2 separate regions of the Homo sapiens genome follow, and region 1 is linked to region 2. A link is a contact called in ENCODE Hi-C or POLR2A ChIA-PET data. All regions are on one chromosome and are shown on one strand. The core of a region is the stretch at or near the end of the contact, and the rest is flanking DNA. Distances in the headings are between cores, read along the strand shown. Region 1 holds the start of DYNC2LI1 (dynein cytoplasmic 2 light intermediate chain 1). Region 2 holds the start of C1GALT1C1L (C1GALT1 specific chaperone 1 like).

Region 1 (6,158 bases), core at 1,262-3,761, 98 kb before region 2:
TATTGCCAGGATTTGAGGCTGTCACATTTGGGTCTTCCCCTACGGTTCATAGCTGTGTATGTCAGCTTCTCAGACACATATGGAGGTACAATGACTTTGGGAATGTACAACTTGAAAACCACAAACATTTAAGTCACCTAGGAAGATGGGAAAAGTACAAAACCAGTGTATCAAATAATCTTTCCTCCCTGAAACATTTCTTTTTTGTGTTTTAGATTATGTTTTTAGGTAAAAAAAAATTTTGTTTAATATAAAAGTATATGGGAGGCTGAGGCAGGAGGATCACTTGAGATCAGCCTAGGCAATACAGGAAGATCCCATCTCTACTACTGCTACTACTACTACTACTACTAATAAATTAGCATGGGGGAGGGATAGCATTAGGAGAAATACCTAATGTAAATGATGAATTAATGGGTGCAGCAAACCAACATGGCACATGTATACATATGTAACAAACCTGCACGTTGTGCACATGTATCCTAGAACTTAAAGTATAAAAAAAGAAGAAGAAGAAAAGAAAACAAACAAAAAAAATTGGCTGAGGCTGGGAGTGGTGGTTCACACCTGTAATCCCAGCACTTTAGGAGGCCAAGGTGGGTGGATCACTTGAGGTCAGGAGTTCAAGACCAGCCTGGCCAACATGGTAAAACCCCATCTCTACTAAAAAAAAAAAAAAAAAAAAAAAAAAAAAATTGGCCAGGTGTGGTGGCGGGTGTCTGTAACTCCAGCTACTCAGGAGGCTGAGGCATGAGAATCACCTGAACTCAGGAGGTGGATGTTGTATTGAGCCAAGATCGTGCCACTGCACTCCAGCCTGGGCAACAGAGCGAGACTCTGTCTAAAAAAAAAAAAAAGAAAATAAAAAAAGAAAAAGAAAAGAAATTAGCTGGGTGTGGTGACATGCACTCGTGGTCCCAGCTACTAGGGAGGCTGAGGCAGGAGGATTGCCTGAGCCCTGGAGGTCGAGGCTGCAGTAAGCATGTTGACATCACTGCACTCCAGCCTGGGTGACACAGCAAGACCTTGTCTCCCCCCGCCAAAAAAAAACCATAAAGAAAGAAAGAAAAAAAAACCCTAAAACCACAAACATTTTGAAAACAATCCTTTCATTGATTTCTTTACACAGATATATAACTTTACACGATAAAATCATATATATATTAATTAAAGCCTAAGTGAAAATGGAATATTAAACTAAAAACTAACCATGGGCAAGACCTGATAGGTCCTAGCCTGATTCTGCTACTTCCTATGTATGTGAACTTGGGAAAACTACCTAACCTCTTTAAATCCTTCATTCCTTTATTAATTAAACAAATATTTATTGAGCACCTAATATATGCAATCCTCTGTGCTATTCCCCAGGCTCAATTGTTTCTCTATCTCTAAAAAGCCAATAAAAAAGAGTATCAGCTTTATAGGATTGTCATAATTGTTAAAATATATATGTAGTTTAGGGCATGGCCTATACAATTACAAAAATTATTGAGGGCTTGTAATTATACTATTCAAGAACCAGGAATAAGAAAAAGGGTCAAAACAGGAGTCCTTAAATGTTTGCACTAAAATTCATGCATTTATTTCACAGGTGAGCCTTCAGAACTCAGTTTCGGGCTGTTTGCTCTTCATTTACACAACATTCTTTCAAAATATGAGGATCTGCTTTCCAAATACCTAGCAGAGAGGAAAGACGGAGGTGCTGCAGTCAGCCACGACACCTGCGGAAATCGGGAAGTATAACCATAGCTTTATAACTAACCAATTATCCCTTGATGGAAAGCTGACAATTCTCCACACTATCCCAAGGAGAGAAAAAGATTTATCCTGCTCTGTGATGCACTCCCTGACCCCTCTCCCCGACGTGCTTAAGCATAAATTGTTGAGAAAAGGTTTAGGAATATCTTGTGAACAGGTAATTAAAATGAATATCATAGAATTGAACAGCTAGAATATAGTTTACAAACCCTCTCCCGTTTCCCCCCTTAAAAGTGATGTTATACTTTCCACAGTGCCTTCCAAGTTTCCCCTCGCTTATTACTGCGAACCCCCGCACCAGGAGGGGAGGCCCCTGGGGAGAGGAGGCTTTGTGGTCTAGCTCATCGCCGAATGTCCTGCTCCGGAAGTAGTCTCTGGCCTGCAAGAAACTTTTATTCAATCATTGAATGGGTGGAGTTGCTGATCTTTCCAAATCTCTCACTTTTCTACCTAGGGAACTTTCTTTTCTTTCCTGTTTGCGGCAGAATCTTTATGCTCAAGGCTGATTCCTAGGTCCCCGACCCTGCATATCCTGGTGGCAAGTAGCCACCCCCACAATCTTCCAACAGCTGGTCCCGCCTGGGCTTCCTCTCTCCAGGAATACTCTCAGTAGCCTTTCCCACGCAAGCCGGGTTCAGGGAATACCTGGGCATCGTCGACGGCCTGGCTGCCGCAAACGTCACAGGCTCGGAGTAGTGACCAGCCTAGAATCAGGCGGCGAGCTCCGCAAGGAGTCTGGGAGTGAGGCCTTCTGGGTTGCCATGGGAGCGACGTCGCGGCCGCGGTTGCGTGGGGAGACGGGCATCATGGGAAATGTAGTTTTCAGGAGTCCTTTTACATCTCATTCTCGGCCTCAAGCCTTAGGATTGCTTTTAGATCCCAAGTTAGTAACTCCTTGTTACCTCCTAGAACGAGATGATAAGGGGTTACAAACCTGGGATCTAAAAGCAATTTTCTTTTATTTTAAAATTTTTTTACTGGGTGTCAACTATATGCCAAGGGTCTCTGCTCTCTCTCTCTCTCATCTTTCACTTTTTTCTTCCCAATCGCCATGATTTAGGAATAGAGGGTGTAACAATCTCTTGAGCTGTTTTCTGCTAATTTACTAGAAGCAAGGAATATTCGGACTTTAAAATTTAAAATAAGGCACGTAATTTTAATATTTTCCAACTTTCTAGATGTTTAGTTGTTTCAAGTTTTATTCAATAGCACATTGTGTATTTATTAATAAATTAATGAAGCAAGTGCATCTCCTACATACTTCATTTACTTTGTGAATGTAGATTATTTTCTTTTGGAACTTTGTGGTCTCTTTATAGATCTGCAGGAGTGTCCAAATAAATAACGAGCATTGAAATAAATAACAATCATTGAATATGCAAGGCCCTATGCTACACAGAATAAGGAATAAAGAGATGAGTAAGAAAAGATCGCTGCCCTTAAGAAAGACACACACTCAGCTAATTATAAGCACCTAAGGAAGTGAGTGATCTAAACTATTGTATAGAGGTACAAAAATTGCATGAGGGCAAGTGACCAATTATGCCTGAAGGAGATGGTGAAACCATGGCACTGATAGTATTTGGTCTGTATTGAATGCTGAGTAGACTCAGGCTTTCTAGCCTAAGATGCCCTGAATATTTGAAGGAGATACCCTCCCTCCAGTCCTCTACTATTCGGCTTGATTTCTATGGTGCGATGTTCAAGTACATGGGCTTTGGCGTGAGATGGACCTAGGTTCAAGTTCTGACTTGGCCACGCTGGCTAAGTTGTCACATTGCCACATCGGGTAAATCACTGAATTTCTGATCCTGTAAAGCGGGAAAGATTGTGAATCTTAAATGAGATAAATGTAGGTAAAACATAACTTACGTGGGTGTCTGACACATTATAACTGCTTAATGCTTGTTATTATTGTGTGATAAGCTGCTGGTCAGCAACTTCGAACAAAGAAACACAAGGAACACATTCCTGGAAACAAGGCTGATGGTTGATAAAAGGGTGTTTATTTCAAATAAAGTCATTGGGAACAAAATCCTCCCAACACCTAGGTATATTTTGGAGACGTAAAGAACACTAAGCTGCACATAGGAAGGGAATTAATGGGAGTAGAGCTCACCGAAGAAAGGATGATTTTTCAAAGGAGGCTTATACATCTGTCATTGAATCAACAGCTATAGCCTGGTGCTAAGCCAGACTTTAAGCTCACAAACTGATATGGGACAGATTGTAATGAATTGTAATGATTTGGGTTCTAGAACTTCAGAATACTTTTGCATGCTAGTTAGGAAGGCCTGTTGATATTGATAGCAATAACGACAGCTAACATTTTTGCCAAGTGCTTGCTATGTACTGGGCACAATACTCAGTACGAGTACTTCAAAAGTACACTTGTTTGAATAACGGGGAGAGGTGTTTGAAGGAGGGAGCTTGGTAACCAGGAAAGTGAAGGTGATCCGGCTGGGCCCTGATCAGCAGCATTGATTCAGGGTTGATTCAGTTGATCTGACTGAGCAGGTGAGTTCCCCTTTCTTCCCTCATTCCTCTTGAGGCCTTCATACTTGGGCAAAGAAAGTGACTTTCCTGGGTAGATGAAGATTGTTCTTAAGGTAAGAATGGAAGGAGAAGGAGACAATTTTATGCTGCTTTCTGGATGGAATGAGCAACAGTGCAGAAGGGTAAAGGCGTGTGCAGGATGTATTTGGGAAACTGAATAGTTTGGGTTGCGATCATATAAAGTGCCTGGTGGAGCTACAGTGGAAGAGCAAACTGGGCAGGTAGATGGGGCTACTGTGAAGGATGCTGTAGTCTAGACTTTACTGTGTTGGTTATGAGAAACCAAATAGGGTTTAAAAATAGGAGTGTGCCATGATTAGACATGAATTTCAGTGAGATAATTTTTTGCAGTTGTGTGAAGGGTGGTTTGGCATCTAGAAGACCATGCGGAGGCTATTAACAATAGCTAGGAAAGTGACAGGCAGAGTTTTAAAATTTTTTCCCTTGTTTTCAAAGTTATATAAGCTAATTGTAGGGGAAAAAACGTATGCACAGAAAATTAAGAGGGTAAAATAAGCATAAGCCAGAAGTAGTAACTATTAGGTATTTTGGAAATACATTTGATATGTTTCATTCTAATCTTTTTTCTTACAAAGTTGAGATTAATTGTAAAGTTAATTAATGTCCTGATTTTAACATGTATTTCCCCATATCAAATTTTAAAAATGCACCATATCAAATTTTAAAACTGCATCATAAACATAACTTTGATGGTTGCAGAATATTTCACTGCATAGATTTTTCGTAATGTACTTAAGCATTCTCCTAATGTTGAGTACATTTGGGGTGGTTCAGAGTGAACACCTAACATGAGCTGGGTTAATCACAGTCCTTCCCTGAAATTTTTCAAACTAGAATTGGGAAAAGTAAGTCACTCTACCTCTAGAGGAAATTAGCATATTTTATGCTAAATGAATTATTTTGTAGTTAGTGAGCACACATCAGACACACATCAATATGAAGGGAAAGTGCTGGCATATGTCTCATGGTTCTAATTGTCCCTAAGGCTTGCCTGTGTCCTCACCTTTCTTATGGCTTGGTTGTTCAGCTTGCTCTTTGATTATATGAGACATCCTAATATCCTTGTAATACAATTTCTCATTTTTGTCTAAGCTAGTTCAAGTTGAATTTTGGAATTTACAGCAAAAAGAGTTCTATCTAATACAATTACTAGACAGTAGAAAGTAAGACGTTGGTAAAAGGGAGAAAAGTCAATGTTTCCTTCTTGATGGATGAACTGGTGATCCTCTTAACCAATTTTAAGGGGCACAGAGCAGGAGAAGCAGGTTTAGAGGACATGGTGAGTTTGAGATATCGTCCAGCAGACAGTTGGACCATTTGGGGTCTGCTGGACTTGGCAGTTAAGTGGTCAGTGATAACCTCATGTGAAGATGTTTCGATAGAATAGTCAGTACATGAAAGCAGTGTTGATGATACCCTATCCCTGAGTGGAACATCTTATAATCTGTACATGATCCAAAACCCAAGAACTCTCCACAAGCTTTCCTAAGGTTACACTTTCTGTAAACTTTTCTCTCATAAAAGGCAACTCTTATTGGGTTTGATAGCATTTTCCAGAAACTCAAGAAGTTAATAACATCTAAGCCATTTCCTCTGGTATCACCCAATATTCAGTTCCTAGGAGCTCCTGGGAATTCATTAGAGCCACATAGTGAGAGAGGGAATTAGCCTTCTTTTGCCACTGCCACTGCTAAAGAAGAGTTGTTTGATTTTCATAAAACCACAGTATAACCTAGCAGCACGTTCAGAAAGAGCGGCCCTTCCCCTCCCACCCCCACTCTGTTTATTAGAAAATTATGTTGGCAGGCCGGGCACGGTGGCTA
Region 2 (5,889 bases), core at 1,841-4,340:
GTCTCAAAAAAAAAAAAAAAAAAAGGGAAAAAATCATTCCTGATTCCGTAATTCAAACAATTGTAAACATTTGTTAAAATTTTGGGGTGTTTCCTCTCAGCCTTTTTTTTTAACTCTTAGGTTTGACTTTTCCTAATACAACTCTAAGCATTTTTACATATTAATGCAAATCCTTAGAAACAATTATTTTAATGGTTGTCTAATATTTCATGGAGTTGATAGAGTTTACTTTTTCATTCTTCTATAATATGGCATTCATATTATTTCCAACTCTTTATAACTACAAATAAAGCAACTATGAACATATTTATATACAAAACTTAAATATAGTTAGTATTACCATAAAAGTCATATTTGATTTTTCTCAGAAGTAAGATAAAACTTCCTTCCTAATGGAAGCCTTTTTTTCCTTTTGAAAATTTGTTAATGGACAAAATAGAGTTAGATTCTCCATTTTCTTTATGGATCAAGCTATGAACAGTCAAAAAGATAAGATGTAGAGGTGGGCTGATAATTGTCTTTCCATTATGAGCAAAACAATCTTTATGTGAGTAGTACAGGCAAAAAAAATTTAAAGTAAAATTATACTCTACCTGTTGAAAAGCTTTTTCTGCTTGACGTTCAGCATCAATAACTTGTCTCTCAAGCTGTTGCATCTGTAGAGTGAGGGAAAATATAAATACAAAAATTTATTTTTGAAAAATGAGCCTTTCTGAAAAAGGCTTTAAAAATCTCATAATTCTACCTCCACCTCCACCTCCACCTCCACCTCCACCTCCACTTCCACCTCTACCCACGGTCTCCCTCTCCCTCTCTTTCCATGGTCTCCCTCTGATGCCGAGCCGAAGCTGGACTGTACTGCTGCCATCTCGGCTCACTGCAACCTCCCTGCCTGATTCTCCTGCCTCAGCCTGCCGAGTGCCTGCGATTGCAGGCGCGCGCCGCCACGCCTGACTGGTTTTCGTATTTTTTTGGTGGAGACGGGGTTTCGCTGTGTTGGCCGGGCTGGTCTCCAGCTCCTAACCGCGAGTGATCTGCGAGCCTCGGCCTCCTGAGGTGCCGGGATTGCAGACGGAGCCTCGTTCACTCAGTGCTCAATGGTGCCCAGGCTGGAGTGCAGTGGCGTGATCTCGGCTCGCTACAACCTCCACCTCCCAGCCGCCTGCCTTGGCCGCCCAAAGTGCCGAGATTGCAGCCTCTGCCCGGCCGCCACCCCGTCTGGGAAGTGAGGAGCGTCTCTGCCTGGCCGCCCATGGTCTGGGATGTGAGGAGCCCCTCTGCCTGGCTGCCCAGTCTGGAAAGTGAGGAGCATCTCTGCCCGGCCGCCATCCCATCTAGGAAGTGAGGAGCCTCTCTGCCCGGCCACCCATCTTCTGAGATGTGGGGAGCGCCTCTGCCCCGCCGCCCGGTCTGGAATGTGAGGAGCGCCTCTGCCCGGCCGCGACCCCGTCTGGGAGGTGAGGAGCGTCTCTGCCAGGCCGCCTCGTCTGAGAAGTGAGGAGACCCTCTGCCTGGCAACCGCCCCGTCTGAGAAGTGAGGAGCCCCTCCGCCCGGCAGCCGCCCCGTCTGGGAGGGAGGTGGGGGGATCAGCCCCCCGCCCGGCCAGCCGCCCCGTCCTGGAGGGAGGTGGGGAGATCAGCCCCCCGCCCGGCCAGCCGCCCCGTCCGGGAGGGAGGTGGGGGGGGGTCAGCCCCCCGCCCAGCCAGCTGCCCGGTGCGGGAGGTGAGGGGCGCCTCTGCCCAGCCACCCCTACTGGGAAGTGAGGAGCCCCTCTGCCCGGCCACCACCCCGTCTTGGAGGTGTACCCAACAGCTCATTGAGAACGGGCCATGATGACAATGGCGGTTTTGTGGAATAGAAATGGGGGAAAGGTGGGGAAAAGATTGAGAAATCGGATGGTTGCCGTGTCTGTGTGGAAAGAAGTAGACATGGGAGACTTTTCATTTTGTTCTGTACTAAGAAAAATTCTTCTGCCTTGGGATCCTGTTGATCTGTGACCTTACCCCCAACCCTGTGCTCTCTGAAACATGTGCTGTGTCCACTCAGGGTTAAATGGATTAAGGGCGTTGCAAGATATGCTTTGTTAAACAGATGCTTGAAGGCAGCATGCTCGTTAAGAGTCATCACCACTCCGTAATCTCAAGTACCTAGGGACACAAACACTGCAGAGGGCCGAAGGGTCCTCTGCCTAGGAAAACCAGAGACCTTTGTTCACTTGTTTATCTGCTGACCTTCCCTCCACTATTGTCCTATGACCCTGCCAAATCCCCCTCTGCGAGAAACACCCAAGAATGATCAATTAAAAAAAAAAAAACTCATAAAGTCATCATCAGTTTGGATATTTTAAACTAGTTCACTGGAGATGAGTTAAATACAGTTAGCACATTAAAGGCTCTTTGCATATTTAAAAGTTGATCAAAATGCCAGAGTTTCGATACTTTTAATACAAGGACTACATATATACCTCAAGAGTATTCATCAATAGAATTTTCTTCAGTGGATTGTAGATTAAAAATTATGGATTAACATATATTAAGAACAAGAAAATAAATCTAAGAGGAAAGAAAGGCTTCAAATGTCCTATTTGACCGCTTGATCAAAAAGTCATAATGACATCAAGGAAGTGGTGTGTTCTCATGAACTCCGTGGGTGCTAGGTTTAAATAAACTCTGGGTAGTTTTACATTCTTACAGACTGATGGAGAGAGTATAGAAGAGATTCTTTGATTAAACACACAGACACACAAATACTAAAACGAATATTATAAGGAGAATTTTAAAAGCCTTAAGAAGGACCCCATGCTAATCAACATACGGGATGTGTTGTACCAGGGGCTGAATACACAAATCGTGAGGTAAAACTCAATTTTATTCTTTTTGGCTCAGTGCTGATGTCTGGCTCACTTTAGAGCCGTCTGTGACTCATCTCTGCTCATTTTCAACTTTATTGCTGGTTGGAAGGCCAGGCGTGCAGAACTCCTGGTATACCTCTCACCCGCAGCAGCCCGGACCCCACCCGCAGTGGCCGCCGCGTCCCGCTCCTGCCCCGCCCCCTTCTCTACGCCACCGAGAAGCGACCTCCCGCAGCTAGAGTGGCCCAACCGGGAGCGCAGCCGCCAGCTCCGGAAGGCGCGGGACCCCAGGACCCGGTCCCAGGCTGCCTTTGACCCTGGCACACTGTCCTAACGCCTGGAAAATGGTTTCCGCTAGTGGGACATCATTTTTTAAGGGTATGTTGCTTGGGAGCATTTCCTGGGTTTTGATAACTATGTTTGGCCAAATTCACATTCGACACAGAGGTCAAACTCAAGACCACGAGCACCATCACCTTCGTCCACCTAACAGGAACGATTTCTTAAACACTTCAAAAGTGATACTCTTGGAGCTCAGTAAAAGTATTCGTGTTTTCTGTATCATCTTTGGAGAATCCGAAGATGAGAGTTACTGGGCTGTACTGAAAGAGACCTGGACCAAACACTGTGACAAAGCAGAGCTCTACGATACTAAAAATGATAATTTGTTCAATATAGAAAGTAATGACAGGTGGGTACAGATGAGGACCGCTTACAAATACGTCTTTGAAAAGTATGGTGACAACTACAACTGGTTCTTCCTTGCACTTCCCACTACGTTTGCTGTCATTGAAAATTTAAAGTACCTTTTGTTTACAAGGGATGCATCCCAGCCCTTCTATCTGGGCCACACTGTTATATTTGGAGACCTCGAATACGTGACTGTGGAAGGAGGGATTGTCTTAAGCAGAGAGTTGATGAAAAGACTTAACAGACTTCTCGATAACTCTGAGACCTGTGCAGATCAAAGTGTGATTTGGAAGTTATCTGAAGATAAGCAGCTGGCAATATGCCTGAAATATGCAGGAGTTCATGCAGAAAATGCAGAGGATTATGAAGGAAGAGATGTATTTAATACAAAACCAATCGCACAGCTTATTGAAGAGGCATTGTCTAATAACCCTCAGCAAGTAGTAGAAGGCTGCTGTTCAGATATGGCTATTACTTTCAATGGACTGACCCCCCAAAAGATGGAAGTAATGATGTATGGCCTGTACCGGCTCAGGGCATTTGGACACTATTTCAATGACACACTCGTTTTCTTGCCTCCAGTTGGTTCAGAAAATGACTGAGGCCTGGAGAATAATAGACCTGTGCTGTCCAAGAGCACTTGAAATGTGGCTAGTCCAAATTCTGATACAGTGTAAGTGTAAAATACGTACTTCATTCAATAATTCATATATTATTAGAAAACAGTATGAAGATGTAAAACATCTCAGTAATATTTCATATTGACTCCACATTGAAATAATGTTTTGGATATTTTGCATTAAATAAAATATACTATTAAAATTAATTTCACCTGCTTTTTAATTTTATTAATGTGTCTATTAGAATATTTTAAGTTACACATGTAGCTTACATATTTCTACTGGATAATAAAGGTGTAGAACATTTGTTGCCACCATGTATGGCCACATATTTAACTGCCTGTCCACATGGCAGCATTTTTTTTTTTTTTTGAAATGGAGTCTTGCTTTGTCACCCAGGCTGGAGTGCAGTGGCACAATTTCGGCTCACTGCAACCTCCGCCTCCCGGGTTCAAGTGATTCTCCTATCTCAGCCTACTGAGTAGCTGGGACTACAGGTACACACCACCATGCCCAGCTAATTTTTTTATTTTTAGTAGAGACAGCGTTTCACCATATTGGTCAGACTGGTCTTGAACTCCTGACTTCAGGTGATCCACATGCCTCAGCCTCCCAAAGTGCTGAGATTACAGGCATGACCCACCACACGCAGCCCCATGGCAGCATTTTAAAAGGCAGTTTATTACAGGGATCTAGATTCTGGAAGAGGTTTCAAATATTTGGATATGTAAATAACTGTGCAAGTACATTCTCAGTACCTCATATTTAATTTCTGTGAAAATATTTCAAATGTTTAATGAGCAAGTAATGTGGTTTCAAAGCATTTTGTTGAATTACTTGTTTAGACTATGGCACTATATAGAAGCAGCTGGACAAGCATTAAGTCTTTTGGATGTCTCTAGAATATTCCCTAAACCAAAAACCAACTAGCAAACACATGCCAATACCACATTCTTCCACTACTGGCAATATGCTGACAATTGTCACTTCTACAATATAACTATATTCTATTTTCAGGGAAATTTGGTTTTTCTGGAGCCTTACTTAGCCTGGATTTTGAATATTGTCAGGATTGCCAGGAGAAACAGAAGAATGCACAAAATTTTGCTAGTGAAAAAAATAGTTCTCTTAAGAGAACTATGCAAATATCTTGTCTGATTTCTCCTCAAATGTATAGTTTCTAGTGATAACAGGAAGGATAAAAGTCAGCTTGCTTCACTGTTACATAACTAATACAGGTCTTTCTACATAGTAGATATTTAATATATTACAAATTATTGATGAAATGACAAAGCTCTCTGTCATGCCTAAAGTACCATGCATATATGAAGGACAGTATCATTATTTTTACCACTGCCAAATAACTTTTTTTCTGCTCCTATGGCACTGACTTCCTATCTTGTACTATCTTCCCAACTACATTGTAAAGTTGTCTTGAAGGCGCAATCAGGCTCAAAAGTTACTTGCTTTCTTAATGAAAAGGAGGTAATCCTTGAAATATGAATATAGGGAAAACTGGAAAGAATACTGAACTTAAAGGCAAGACCTAAATTGGAACTCAGATTCCAATACTAGCTATGTGATGATGGGTACATTATTTAACTTATCTGAGTCTCCTCTCCCTACCTGTAAAATGATACAACACTTATTTCACAGCATTTATAAACAGAAAAGCATCCAACATAGTATCTAATACTTAACAGGTGTTCAATGAATAGTTACATAGA

The links. A loop is a pair of places that touch in the nucleus more often than their neighbours do. ChIA-PET counts read pairs that join two places held with the same protein, here RNA polymerase II (POLR2A). Pooled maps may share reads with other maps.
Region 1: a pooled map shows a loop between it and region 2 (2.5-fold over the local background). The contact joins the promoter of DYNC2LI1 here to the promoter of C1GALT1C1L in region 2. A Hi-C loop is called at or near these places in 3 of 50 pooled maps. POLR2A ChIA-PET finds 5 or more read pairs at or near these places in 4 of 52 experiments (A549, MCF 10A, activated CD4-positive, alpha-beta T cell and 1 more).

The regions. Positions count from the first base shown.
Region 1 is chr2:43,770,392-43,776,549 of GRCh38, reverse strand. DYNC2LI1 (dynein cytoplasmic 2 light intermediate chain 1) reads right to left here and starts at 2,511. Exons shown (of 13, transcript NM_016008.4): 1 at 2,404-2,511. The coding sequence starts at 2,411. LOC105374571 (a long non-coding RNA gene) reads right to left here and starts at 2,397. Exons shown (of 2, transcript XR_940033.2): 1 at 2,004-2,397; 2 at 1,558-1,677. It also overlaps the pseudogene RN7SKP66. RefSeq lists an enhancer at 2,576-2,625.
Region 2 is chr2:43,673,630-43,679,518 of GRCh38, reverse strand. It overlaps C1GALT1C1L (C1GALT1 specific chaperone 1 like), which reads left to right and starts at 3,090. Exons shown (of 1, transcript NM_001101330.3): 1 at 3,090-4,368. The coding sequence starts at 3,197. The coding sequence ends at 4,144. PLEKHH2 (pleckstrin homology, MyTH4 and FERM domain containing H2) reads right to left here. Exons shown (of 30, transcript NM_172069.4): 3 at 594-656. RefSeq lists an enhancer at 2,855-3,149.